Linked DNA regions of Homo sapiens: region 2 is linked to region 1. A link is a contact called in ENCODE Hi-C or POLR2A ChIA-PET data. All regions are on one chromosome and are shown on one strand. Each heading gives the region's core, a stretch centred on a gene start or an enhancer-like site at or near the end of the contact. The rest is flanking DNA. Distances are from core to core; before and after follow the strand shown. Region 1 has its middle 56 kb from the start of SPAG16-DT. Region 2 overlaps IKZF2 (IKAROS family zinc finger 2).

The links. Hi-C counts contacts between places; a loop is a spot of excess contacts on that map. ChIA-PET counts read pairs that join two places held with the same protein, here RNA polymerase II (POLR2A). Pooled maps may share reads with other maps.
Region 2: a loop to region 1 is called in a map of Ramos, with 2.2 times the contacts of the local background. The contact joins two enhancer-like sites. A Hi-C loop is called at or near these places in 8 of 168 maps with a recorded cell type or tissue (B cell, GM12878, GM13976 and 3 more), 32 of 37 single-sample maps with no recorded cell type and 9 of 50 pooled maps. POLR2A ChIA-PET finds 5 or more read pairs at or near these places in 2 of 52 experiments (GM12878 and OCI-LY7).

What each region holds. Positions count from the first base shown.
Region 1 is chr2:213,224,264-213,231,671 of GRCh38, reverse strand. No RefSeq gene overlaps it. Among named protein-coding and RNA genes, the nearest start is that of SPAG16-DT, 56 kb to the left of the region's middle. Within about 2 kb of position 4,076, at least 3 of the 41 ENCODE cell types and tissues checked have a DNase peak (open chromatin) inside an H3K27ac peak, as active enhancers do; they include B cell, GM12878 and OCI-LY7, where a contact is called at or near this core.
Region 2 is chr2:213,034,766-213,042,173 of GRCh38, reverse strand. The region is part of intron 6 of IKZF2 (IKAROS family zinc finger 2); the gene reads left to right. Among named protein-coding and RNA genes, the nearest start is that of MIR4776-2, 110 kb to the right of the region's middle. RefSeq lists an enhancer at 4,022-4,291. Within about 2 kb of position 4,358, at least 6 of the 41 ENCODE cell types and tissues checked have a DNase peak (open chromatin) inside an H3K27ac peak, as active enhancers do; they include B cell, GM12878 and OCI-LY7, where a contact is called at or near this core.

The sequences.
Region 1 (7,408 bases), core at 2,827-5,326:
ATCCTATTATCCTAGGATAATAAAAAGTAAAAGAATCTAGTGGTAAAATAATGTAAAAATCTTTGCTCATTTATCTAATTCCAAAGTTGAGAATTAAGATCATTAACCATTAATAAAATGCATTTAATAAGACAAATGAAACAATTAATTTAAGTCCTTACATAATGTTAATCTAACTCATGTCTGCCTTAGCAACGTGAAGTCAACATGGTGATGTAAGGTAGGTATTTTCTAAATTTCTTTCATCAGTGTTCAATAATTTTTAATTTTAAAAAAGTTAAACATCATTTAAACAATATATTAAACATATTAAAAAACTCAAAAATTCACAAAAAAGTAAATTTCCATTAATAAACACGGTTTCCTGTTTATAAGCATAGCTTTTCTGTCACCAAAGCACTTTTTTAACTGAAACATATATGACCTAATAATATAAACCTTTCTTATATACACTGCTTACTTCAAGAGAACTCAGAGATCTATGGATGCTATATCATCACTTCAAAATTTCTATAAGGAGTTAGTTTTATACCTATATATAAGAAATTGAGGTATACACTTATTAATAAACTCACAGGAGCCTATAGCTAGACCAGAAATAGAATCCAGGTTACGTATTTTTAGACTAGTGCCTCTTTAATTTTCACACACAATATGATACCTACCCATATGCTTCAAAAGGACGCAGATTTTAACAAGGAGAATAGCAGGAAAGAGAGAATTTGAATAACCCTAGAAGTGAATAAAAATCTGCATGGTGTTGCCATAAGCATTATTGAAGTCTTCTCTTTAAACCACCCATGGCTTCCTTCAAATCGTTATTTTTTTATTCTAAGTTCAACTCGCCACTTTTCCTTACTCTAAGGACACATATAGCTCTCTCCAGGACATAACAACAATCATGGGAATAGCTGCTTATTCTATATTCCAGGCACCTCCTATATGCCAGACAGTTTCAGGCATCCACTGAGGCTCTTGGGACATACCCCCAGCAGATAAGTAGGGACTGCTGTACACATGTTAGAGAAGAAAACGTTAAGGAATTCATCAAGAGGCAATAGAGTATAGTATCAAAGTATTAACAGATACTCTGAGATTAGACTGCCAGTTTTAAATACTGGCTCTGCAATTTGTCACCTTTTTTTTTTTTTTTTTTTACCTTGGGCAAATTCCTTAAATCTCATTAGGTACTTGACACAAATTTTATTTAATGGTCGTAACAACTCTATAAGTTAGTTATTACTACCGTTAATAGGCGAGGAAATTGAGGCTCCATGTTTTACCAAATGAAAACTTGAGTTATTTGAACACATTCGTGGGGAAAATGAGAAACTGATATTTCAATTTTTTCTATTTGATTTTGTGTTTACTTCAATTTACTTCAGGTGAGCAGCCAGATAAGGAAGGGAAGGATAACTCAGTGGTGACCAATGGTCACCCTTAGGTTCACTCTTAATACAGTAGTTTCCCCTTCTTGGTGGTTTTGCTTTTCATGGTTTCATTTATCCATGGTTCAAAAATATTCAACTGAAAATTCCAGGAAAAAATAATTCATACGTTTTAAATCGTCCGTTCTGAGTAGTGTGATGAAATCTTGCATGGACCCATTCTGTCCCAGCTGGGACGTGAGTCATCTCTTTGTTCAGCATCTCCACATTGTTTATGCTATATGCCCGTCAGTCACTGTTTAACTGCCTCGGTGATCAGAACAACTGCTACGGTACCACAGTGCTTGGGTTTGGTACTATCCACAGTTTCAGGCATCCACTGGAACTCTTGGGACATATCCCCAGCAGATAAGGAGGGACTGCTGTACACACGTTAGAGAAGAAAATGTTAAAGAATTCATCAAGAGGAAATAGAGTATAGTATCAATGTATTAATAGATACTCTGAGGTTAGACTGCCAGTTTTAAATACTGGCTCTGCAATTTATCACCTTTTTTTTTTTTTAACCTTGGGCAAATTCCTTAAATCTCTGTTATTATTTCATCTTCTTTAAAAATGATACCAATTTTTCCTATCTCAAAGAGTTTTGTAAGGATAAAAAGAGACAATAATGCATTTCAATGTTTAGTTTTCCACGTGGCTCATAACCAGTGCTCAACAAATATCAGCCACTGCTCTTCCAGAAAGGCTAACACTGTTTGAGACCCTGGTGAGGGCCCCAGCACTACTGATTCTGATAATCTCTTTGTTATCAATAACAGCAGACAGCCAATCACAAAACTGTCTCTGGGCAATCACATTTCCCCAAATAGGATATTAATATTTGCGGTAGTAAAAACAGAGATTTTCTGCACATTTTATTTAGACCTAAGTTGGTTTGGAGTTGTTAAAATACCTACCATTTAAAAATACCACTTACTATTATCCAGGCTGTAAGTGTATTATTTCTTTTAATTCTCCAAATCTTGCTATGAGGAAAGACACTATCATCAGAGATACGAAGTAGATGCATAAAGAGGTTATATAACTTTATCATTTAACAAATGACAGATAACGGGTTGTGAAGCCAGGACTCAGATCCAGATATCTAGGCCATATAGTGCTCACTTATGCATTTTACTATAGTGCTTCTCACTATGCTATATATTTGATTATTTTATTCCCATAACTCTGCTTCACAGAAGTCATCTAAGACTTGCTTTATCACTCCCCATTCCCAGCATTTTAAATCCTTGAGTTCTTTTGTGATATGGATAGGCATCATCTAGGCTGAGTCATGAAAGAGGATGCAGGGTGATCTGATTTCTTATTACCTGACAGGACCTTTGCTTTGGGATTATAGCATTCCAGAGTTCCACACCTGATCCCACCATTTGCTGCTATGTGCTCCTTATGTCAAGTCAGCACATTACCAATGTCTTTTGAGTATTAAAAATTGAAAAACAGTGACCATAAAATGTGATACTGCTCATTAAATTAAATGTAAAATGAAAATCTTGCACAAATAAAATTTAGTGTTAATTCTTTCTGACTTGAAGGGTAATATATTAAGAATAGTGTGTGCATTTTAACACGGTGCAAGAATGTCGACATTACAAGTCAGGCTCCTGTTTGGATTGTATGGGGGCATCCTCACCAGGATTATCGTACAGGTTCTCCATGAAAGAGTGCTGCAACTTAATCCAAATTTCCAGCCACCTATATTATGTAGAAAAAGATTTGTTTCAAGACTTCCAATCTTATCTGCAGTTTGTTGATCATAGAGAGTAAGACTTTATCTGAATAAAGATTGTAATTATCACTTGAACCTGAGAGGTTAAAGTTGCAGTGAGCCGAGATCATACCACTGCACTCCAGCCTGGGTGACAGAGCAAAAAAAAAAAAAAAAAATTATAATTAAGTACTCTTTCTTATGAAGCATGCATGCATGTGCAGACACACACACACACACACACACAGAGAGAGCTAGAAAAGATTTCTTACACTGTGTTCTTTACATAAACACAAGGCCTTAGCCTAATTTTTTCCCCTCAAACTTAAAAGTATGTCTCATCCCTGGGACAGCCAGGAGGAGCTTATGGTGGCCTAAGTAGTCTAATCCCTTTACTCCACCGCGATATCTTATACATTGTTATTTTCAATATGTATCATATGTCCTAAGTTTGGGGAGTACCAGTGAAGACATTGTTCAGTGCTCTCAATGTATAGGTAGAGTCTATATTAATCACCAGTGCACATACTTTCAGTGAACAATTGGTATAGTTTATAATTAGGGCTTTATATTGTATGTCTAGATTTGCTGTTTATTTTTCAAATAATTCATTATTATTATTTTACAAAGGTATCTGCCCATGATGAAGTTGGGGAAAAATGGTCCTTTAAACATAGTTAGAGAGGGACATGCTCCAGGCTACATCTATCTCAATAAAAGTAAGGTCATTTCCTCTGCTCTTCTCCAGTGCTGGATTCCCTCCCAAATGCTTTTTTATACTCAAGAAGAATTGATTTTAGTTTCTCAACACTCAAGCCAGGACCCACACCTGCTCCCTTGAGGTTGGAGGAGTCATAATCACTTCCTGATGGCAAGTGCACTCTTGCATGAGACCATGATCCTGGTGTGGTCACCAACTGCAAAGGCCTGGTGTTTATGTGAAACCTAGCTAGTAGAAAACATACTTCATTTGCTTCCATATGGTTAGCACTAGGGTAAGTTTTCCTTGTCTGCTGAACTTTCCCAGGGCTGCCAATGGTAAATACCATTTCTGCCCATTATAGTTTTCTTAAACCTTGACTGTCATGCCCTTTTCTCATGTTACTTGGGTTGCAGTGTTTGAACTTACTAGACTGCCTCACATAACCTGTTCCCTGGTTAATAGGGACAGCATCTATTCTGTATCCTTCATGGATTATATTGCCTCATTAATTCAGAATCGTGATTCTCATTCACCAACATGACCTGGTGTAGGAGTCAGCCCAACAGCCCCATTTCTTCCTACGTTTATGGTAACTTTATCTTAGAGAGAAATTGCCTTTGTATGTTAAAAGACATAGGACAATGCTAATCCCAGCAATTGCCACAACTTTAAATCTAATGTGGAAGAAGTTTAGGGTCTTTATCCCTTTTCTACTAAATAGCAGCTGGGTTTGATCATCTCCTTCCCCAGCAGGCTTCAAGCTTTCCTCATTAGTAGTAGCTTTTGCCAAAGAATATACACCACATACACTAATTCCGCTTCCCCGGAAACTCCTTTACATATTTTTCCATTTTTGTTCACCTTAACATTTTTCATACATCACAGTTCATTTTAGACTTTAGTACCTTTGACATTATCCTGACAGTCAGTATCATTGTAATATTTAAGTAGGTAGCCTTTCTTCTTGTGTCTCACCAATTTAAAATCTGATCTTGTCAGCTGTTTCCTGGGGAGTTACACTGGTTTCGTTCAGTACATTGCCCTGTATTGTGTTTCTTCCAGACGATATGAAAATGTATAGGCCAACAGTACCAATTTCCCTAATAGCTTTCTTCACCTTTTACTGGATGAAAACTATCAGTGAGATAAAACAAGACCTTATCAAATGCTCAGCTTTCAAGAAATTAGATTTTCAGTTAAATGTGCACTTAAAGTCCAACTTGTCATTTGCACCAGGTGAATATTATCTATTCACTTTCTTTGGTCAAGTTCTCTCTAATACTCTTCTACAGTGATAATAATAATTAATTTTTATTGAGCACCTTCTTTATGCCTGGAGATTTGCGTTTAATCTTATTTAATCCTCACAATAACCCTATGTGGTAGGTATTATCATCACCCACATTCTACATATACGGAATTTGAAGGACAAAGAGATTAAATAAGTTGTCCAGGGTTCCACAGCTATAAGTGACATATTCAAGATAGGAGCCCAGGCAATCAACTTCAAAGTTCAGCCTGGTAACCACTGGGAGATACTGCCTAATTTTGTTTCTAATCTCTTTTTAGCCTCACACACATACCCTCCACAATTCTATAGATTTTCCTGAAGGAATATATCTTCACCGTACTGCTCTACCATACCTTTCTTAATAATAGTTCTGTTTCTTTTGAACCCAGGATCATCATATCCTATCATAGTGTATTCTAGTAGTGAATTTCCTCCTTCATGCCCTCTCGTGTCACGTGAACTTCCTTATGTCACAACCTCAGTTTCATTTTGTTTATTAATCATGTTTTTCAACTACTCTGGCCCCTAGGTAATACAAGTAAAACAGACGATCTGACCAGATGAATCTAATTTACTTCCCTCAAAAGTATATGAAATTTTGACAAATACAGAGAGGAGCATACCCTGATAGTTCCATTACTTATCTTAGATAGTTTTTAAGTGAGAACATTAAAAGAAGGGTTATTTATAAGGTTAAAGTTGGAAGAGATTTTGGAATTCATCTAATTCGACACCCGCTTTTACCTTTTAGAAAATGATGCTTTGGTATGTTAAATGATCTGCTTACAGTTAAAGCAGCTAGTTTATATATTATTTTTTCCATAGTAATACTTTCAGTAAGTTATCAACAGTGAAAAATATACTCCTTTTTAAATGTATTTATATTAACTTCATGATTATTTAACATCTTTTTCCCCAATTTAATATGTAGTAAACTTAAAATACACCCTTTTATCACTTTGTATTTTTAGTTAAGAAGGTTATAGTTATTTCAATTAATGTGTAGAAAACTAGATATTGTTATGTAAAAACTTCTACTTTAATTAGGCAACACATATTTTGGAAGACACATGTGATAGCCACGTACACAAAAATTTCATAGTATTTCTGATCAAAAAAAATTCTAAAACGTCAAATATAAAAAAATTGACCAGAAATTATAATGACAAGAACATGAAATGTCTTAATTAGTGACACTAATTAAGTGTCAAAATAATAAAAATAGTATACAAGTTATAAAAGTAATCTCAGAGAAATATACATTCAGTGGAGAAACATACAGCGACATTTTCTCTGTTTTCTTTCTCCCTCCTCAGAGATTTAACGGGTTGCTTCTCTCATCCTAGTAACACTGGATTTGATAAGTATATAGCAGTTACCTATGGTTGTTTATTTCATTATTTTGCCATAAATGTTATTTACTGACACATGTTATAAAACTATTCTGGTTTTAAACATAAGCATTATTTAAAAAATAGTGGAGCATTATGAAGAAAAAGTTTTCAAAATTTACAATTTGATGATAAAAATCTGCATGAATAGGTCAAACTGGATATGCAGGAAGTCTGAGAAAATTAAAAATTGTGGAAAAACTCAGAAGTTTCAAATGTGATTTAGCTTTAATTATAACCAAACTCATATCCTTTCATACATCTGATCTTCATATTAAAAATAAAATTCAAAGGTAATGTGGAAACTGAATTTCATTGAACATTATATACTTCATTTATGAGAATACAAGTTTGCAGACAAGGGCTTGTGGGGTGGTGTGACAATGATATAATGGAGAAGTAATGATCTCAACACAAAGGAGCGCATTTCTTTTCAGCTTTTATTCTCTGTGTGTGTGTGTGTCTGTGTGTGTGTGTGTGTTTTGTAATAGTAGTCAACCTCTCTACCAAGCTTCTCCTCCTTGTAGGTCACATGATATGTAGGATTCACCTCCTCCTCCTGTTCCACTAAAGGCTTATCCTTTGTAAGTAAGAGACTGGTAGCTGACTAAAGCGACTCACCTACATTTAAGACCTATGATTACAAAATTGGGAAGGGTTATGTTTCAAAAAGTGAATAGTTTACTTTTTCAAATACAGGATTAACACATTTAGTGTTCTGGTCACAACAAGCAACCTGGCTTCACAGCCATCCTCAGAAAAGTCGGGAGTTCCACTGAGAATAATATTTCCAAACTAGAAGTGCTTGAGCTCTAGGGCCTAAATTGTAACTTAAAAAAGTGCTAATAAATTGAGGAAAGTCAC
Region 2 (7,408 bases), core at 3,109-5,608, 190 kb after region 1:
CTCTACTGAAGTAACTCCTAATGATTGAAAAAAAAAATGTGCTGTCTAGAAGTCAGGAGATCAAGGCATGTGGGTTTTAGGGTGGCCTTGCTGCAAATTAGCTATGGGACGTTGTCAAGTCACTTAATTTACTCTTTAAATCTCCTGGTGCTGCTATTATATGATGCGAACTACAATGTGTTATCTTTTCTCCCTGGATTTTGCTAATCAGTCACTACTACCACACCTTAAAGAGTAGTCTCCACTCCCTCCAAATTACTTCTTTTTGTTTGTTTGTTTGTTTGTTTTAGTATTTTGCCCTAGTTTATTTTAAAATAAGTTTTCATGAAACCGAATTAACATCTTAAGGTTTATATTGAGTCTTCACAGTGCCAATATTTCTTGTCTACTAATGTCTGATATCCTACATCTGATAGCCTTGAAGTGTCTAAGAAAGAAAAAAATAATAACTTTTTTTATGTGAAATGTAAATGACATTTTAAGAAGGGGAAGGAGAAGAGGGAAAGGGGAGACAAATAAATAATTGAAATGTTTTATGAACAAAGATCAGCTAAAGATTACAGTCAAGTTGTGGCCGGGCACGGTGGCTCACACCTGTAATCCTAACACTTTGGGAGGCCGAGGTGGGCGGATCATGAGGTCAGGAGATCGAGACCATTCTGGTTAACATGGTGAAACCGTGTTTCTACTAAAAATACAAAAAATTATCTGGGCGTGATAGCACACGCCTGTAGTCCCAGCTACTCGGGAGGCTGAGGCAGGAGGATTGCTTGATCCCGGGAGGCGGACACCAGCCTGGGTGACAGAGCGAAACTCCATCCTCCCACCCCCCCCAAAAAAAGATTACAGTCAAGTTATTAGCCCACTGAGAAAGTGAACTGCACTTTTAAAAACATGTCCCAGAGATACATTACATAAAGTTATAGGAAAATAAAAGGTATTAGTCTATACTTGAAACTCTTGCTATTCAGTAATCTTGAGATTTACTATACAAATCATCTACTTTGCTTCATGTGAACTTTTAACATAGTATTTAAGTGACTTTTTTTTTTTTCTGAGACAGGGTCTCACTCTGTGGCCCAGGCTGGAGTGCAGTGGCGTGATCTCGGCTCACTGCAACCTCCGCCTCCTGGGTTTAAGTGGTTCCCCCGCCTCAGCCTCCCAAGTAGCTGGAATTACAGGCGTGCACCACCACGCCCAACTAATTTTTGTATTTTTAGTAGAGACGGGGTTTCACCGTGTTGGCCAGGCTGGTCTTGAACTCCTGACCTCAGGTGATTCGCCTGCCTCAGCCTCCCAAAGTGCTGGGATTACAGGCGTGAGCCACTGCGCCCACCCTTAAGTGACTATTTAATGATGAATCAATGCTTCTGCTACAAAAATGATTTTTATTAGTTTTGTCTCAGATTTTTCAGTTTTATAGGTGATTATAGTTCTTTCATTCTTATAAATTTGATTACTATATTTTGTACATTATATATATTACACCTTTTACTTTCTTTATTATACCTAATACTCTGAGGGGATAGTGTTTAAATTAAGCCCTGGACCCCTATTAGTCAAAATAATATTTAGCATACTTGTTATTTTAAAAATTCTAGGAGGAAATAGAATTACATGTTTTTTCTAATTAGCATTTCAGGTATATTTTGTATATACTCTTATGCTGTACCCAAATTAAAGGTTTAAAACAGAAGAGTGTATAATTTTAATATATGAGAAACATATATGTGTGTTAAACATTTCTTTTTATAAATTATAAAGAGAAAAATGATGAGTAAGAATGTGTCTCCATAGAGGGGAACAACACATACTGGGGCCTATTGGAGAGTAGAGGGTGGGACGAAGGAGAGAATCAGGAGAAAATAACTAATGGTGCTAGCCTTAATACCTGGATGACAAAATAATTTATACCAAAAAAAAAAAAAAACCCATGACACAAGTTTACCTATATAACAAACCTGCACATGTACCTCTGAACTTAAAATAAAAGTTAAAAAAACAGAATGCATCTCATAGAGTCTCAAAATATTTTTCTACCAGATGAAAAATTCAATTTTGGCTAAGAATTATACTGGTTCAGATTACTATGAAAATTATGTATTGCTCAAAAACGGAATCATCCAAATACATTTGAAAATTAAAAATCTTAATTTCCCAAAGACATTTATTCATTGTCTCTTATAAATCTAAAAAAGCCAAATACTTATTAAGAGAACCATATATTTAAGATACTTGTTCTAAAACTAAGTTATTTTTCAAAGATTTATAAGTAAAATGTCCTTAAGTAAGAAAATAAGTAAAGGAATTGTTTTCTAATATTTTTGTTCATCCTCATTTTAAGAAAATAATTATTTCATATTTTCAATAATGCTATTAAATTCTAAGTAAAACCTCAGCTTTCAATTGAACCAGCATTGAGCATATGATATAATTATTTATTTGTGTATATCACTTAAAAATAACTACTTTGTAAAATTAGTTATCTGTATCACATAACTTTGGAGTAAGAGAGATTTGAGGAACCTTACAATGTCAAAGTTCTTTTGACTTAGGGTTGATATGCCTAAACTATTCTGAACATGTATCTATCTTACTTCCAAACACTTTAGGAATGTTGATTTTTACAACACTACTTTGTGACCTACTCAGTGTTTGACAATTTTCAGCTTATGAAGTTTGTTGTTTATGTCTAATTGTCAGTTTAAAGCTATTCTGTTCCATAAAAAGGAACTGGACCAGATGTACCATATAAATCCCCATCTGTTAAAACAACAACTTCCTCCCAACTAAAAAACATTTTTAGTATATATATATATATGGACTATCTTTATTTTTCAAGTCCCTATAGTTCCAAGGACTATATTTTATCCACAAAAATAGCTCAGAAATATTGAATGCTTATACTAGTTCCTAATATTGACTTTTAAAAATCCCAATTAAATAGCCTAGTTTATATTTTGTTCAGTTATGCCTTCACCTATTATGAGAAAATTCCTGTAAAGTATTATGACTCATCCTATGTTTAAATATATTTCCACATTTATCTTTAATAGAATTTCAAACTAACATGCATTTTTAAGGTATATGCTACATGCCCTCAGAGAAACTGGTAAGACAAGATGGTCTTCTTCATATCTTCAAATTTCTTAAAAATAAAAAAAAAAAATTACCATGTGGCTTGGATCAAGATGGAGCTCATCTTTGACCATATTGTTTAAAGAAACAACATAATGTTAGTTGCTCTAGTTTTAAATCTCATAGAAATAGTCTCTTAATTTGTCATGAGAGTAGTGTACCCTCAAACGCATTGTTGTCTCTTACTAAGGAATTTATTATCACAATCACATCGTTTCTTTAAATTGACAACTGATCAGTGATTTCATAAGCTAAAGTATTTTCTAATGTACTGTAGCATTTGTCATCACTTACTCTCTTTTATAATACACCAGTTTCTATTTTGTTTTATTTAAATTATCTTCCCTTCTTCTTTTGAGTGTTGTGGTCTGCTCTTTCTTGTCTTTCTTATAATTCTTTTTCCCTCAATCCTTCATCCATTTGCTTCCATATTACTTCACTTTTTTTTTTTGTAATGACTTCCAGAAAAAAAGTACATAAATAACTTCTTCAGTGTATGTATCATGCAAAATGTTTTGTATAAGATGGGATAGCTGCAAGTTATACACCTTTGGATATTAATAGTAGTGATAGTTTTGTGGAATGATTGAGGACAAAAATTTCTGAAAATTAGGTACTTGGCCAGAAGATTATGATAATCGGTTGTTTTCCTATTTACATTATTTTAAAACCAGACCAGCTGGACACGGTGGCTCACGCCTGTAGTCTCAGCACTTTGGGAGGCCGAGACGGGCAGATCACGAGGCCAGGAGATCGAGACCATCCTGGCTAACACGGTGAAACCCCGTCTCTACTCAAAATACAAAAAAATTAGCTGGGCGTGGTGGCAGGCCCCTGTAGTTCCAGCTACGGGAGGCTGAGGCAGGAGAACGGCGTGCATCTGGGAGGCGGAGCTTGTAGTGAACAGAGATCCTGCCACTGCACTCCAGCCTGGGTGACAGAGTGAGACTCTGTCTCAAAAAAGAAAAGAAAAGAAAAGAAAACAAAACAAAACAGACCACCATGACTTTTTTTTTTTTTTTAAGGATAGAAACATTGAATTAAATTATGCTGGTTTAGAAATTGAATCCAGTGCAGCTCATTCATAATAGTGATGGTGCATTAAATGTAGTATAATTTGTCTTGCAGGCTTCTCATGAGAAGGAACTATTTTAAACTGATTGTAGACCTGGCACCTGGCCCACTTTCTGGGTGATCTCCCAAGTGTGAACTTTCCCTACCCTTAGCCCCTCCTTTCCTTCCTGGAGGTGGCTGATAGAGGTGGATTATACTGATAATTACACAAGCAGTGTCAGTTGCACACATGATTTGCATAACTGTGCTGTGCTGATTTCATCCATCAAATTCTGATACTGATGCCTTTGGTGCCTCACTGTATGCTTTGCAATAAACACTGAAGAAAGGAGATGGGATTAATATTTTCATTCTTGACTCTTAAAACACACACTTGAGGTCCTACTCATTGAAATTTACCTAGAAGGTAAAAGCCACTTTCAGTCAGGCCGGCTGTAAGACAGCCCATTTGATTTCCACCAGGTAGAACGCCTCTTTCCCCCTACCCCAGACCAATAACCATTATGTATCTACTCTTCGTTATTGTTTCTAATAAAAGAAAGTAAAACTTTTAATAGCATATACAATCACATCTTTTATGAATTGTAGTAGTCATGCTTCTTTCAGACCCTATTTCTAGAAGGAATTAATAAGCCTTTCTTTTATAATTCTATGCAGCTCTTTTCACTTTGGTGCAAGTCATTTAGAAGATCAATTTATTGTAGGAAGCTTTCCTTCCTCCTTTATTATCAGGAGTTCTAAAGAAATGGACAAGATTCTTAGCTGCTTTCTCATTGTTCTGAATAATCTACACTGTCCTCATTCCAAAGCTTGCTACCACAGTTTTGTACCCTGCATGGATTTAGTGTGGACAGTCTTAACTTTGGCCATTTCACATTTTCCCTTCCACACCATGAGTCTGCAGGCCTGGCATGTTTGGAACTCCACAACAGAAGTGGAGAGGCTGCACGCAAACTTTATTACTCACCTAGTATCCAGAAGGGCATGACACACTGGGACTTGTGTGTGTGTGTGTGTGGTGTGTTTTGTTTGGATGTTTTTTTCTAACCTAACCTTTACCATTTCTTTCAATTTTTCCTACTTGATCTGTGTATGTGAGTCAAAGAAACCTGTTCATCCACAGCCTATACTATCTTGCCAAATACTGTAAGAAAACTCTCAAATGGTAGAAAATCAGACAAATAAGAAAGATAAAAACCAAGTATCATTCATCATAAGCATGTAAAATATATTTAGAATATAATTAAAGTTTTATGTAAGGTATCAGAAATCTATCAGAGTGGAGTCCTTTTAAATTGTATAGAAATATGATGATAATGATTATAAGCAACTGGATAAGAATAAAAGGTCCTAGATCCAGCATCTCAAAGAAGAGATTTTGCATCTTCATCCCTTATATACCATATTGATTGAATGAATTAATGGACAGATTATTTTATTTGAATATTCTTATATTAACTAGAAAGGTTTTAAAGATTCATGGAGGTCAATGGTGGTTGAGTATGTTTCCTAGTACATGATAAGTATTAGTCTATTACAAAAATTAAAAATTATGGGTATATTTAATAAGTTCTTATTTTGTGACAAGCATTATGTTAAGGGCCTTATTTTGCAGATAAGTAGAGTCAAGTTTAAAGAAAGAGATGTTACCTAATGTCCTCACGCAGTCATTTTACATATTACATGTATGCCTCCTCAGCTTATACAGATTATACTTTCACCTTATTTTTCTTTTATTTTCCATGGTTTGGCAACAATGTATTATTGGATTAGATTTCAAACACACACATACACACCCACAGCACAATAAAACAAGAATTGTATCATGCTCTTATAAACAAAAATCTATCATGAGGCTTGAAGACATATAGCAGCTTAGAACAAAATAAATCTAACAATAGTATAAATTATATTTGTGAGAGTACTTTAAAAATTATGATCTGATATAGCAAAAAAAATCATACCTTGATAACTATATGTTTACATTTTATCCAACTTCCAATATACTCATGAAAGCTGAGATATAAGCTCTGGTCTGTCTGAATCTAGGGTCTCTGCTCTCAGCCACTATACTCCTGCTTCCCAATCTATTCTCCAGATAGCAACCAGAATGTTACTTTAAAATCTGATTTAAACCATGTCACTCCTCTTCTTAAAATATTTTAATGGTTTTCCATTGCTTTTATAATAAAATCAAACTACTAATCATGGCCATTGGTGGTTCTGCCCACTTCTACTGTCTGATCTTCTACTACTTTACGCCTCACTCTGGGTTCTTTGCAACCCGAGGTTTCTTTATTCTTTCCTACTGTTTTTGAACTAATGGATGATCCTAGAAGTCAACACCTTCAGCGTTTTCCCAAGATCTTGGCATAGTTGCCTTATTATCTTTCAGATGTTAGTTTAAATGTCATCTCTTTGAAAATAGTGGCATCCATAAGCAACCTACCAGAAGCATCCCCTTAGTTCTATTTTGCTATCTCTATCTTAATAAAAAGCTTGAATCAGAATCTGTGGTTATGTTGGTGTTTAGTTTATACACATGTTGTCTGTGCCATCCCACCTCACTCGAATGTAAGCTCTGTGAGATTGTGGACTGCAAGACTGTCTTTGTGGAGCTTACATTTTAATAAGGGGAGACGGGCAAGAATCAGTTAAAAAATCATATAATATGTTAGAAGATGTTGACTGCTACAGGGAAAAAAAAAGATTTTCCACTTATTGATCATTTATTGTGTGTTAAGTACCTTGAGTTTTCCATATGGATTAAAAAAAATATATACTCACAGAAATGCTGTGAGTTAGGTACAACTATTTCCTAATTTAACGTAACCTAGGCTTCACACACAACTGGCATTAGGGTTAGAATTTGAGATCCAAGTAAGAAACCACATTCTGGATATACAAATACATATTCTTTATATGAATATTCCATAAGTTAGAGCAAGCTATTTGCTTCTGAATTGATTATTTTGGGAGCTGTTTGCTATCCAAATTATTTGCTTACTCATAAGCCTGAGTTCTTGTAATATAGAAAGTCAGATGAAAGGAAATACAAGCATAACTTCCTTTATTGTGCCTTACTTTATTGCACTTCACAGATAACTGCGTTTTTTACAAATTGAAAGTTTGTGGTAACCCTAATTCCAAGCAAGTCGGTTGATACCATTTTTCCAATGACACATGCTCACCTCAT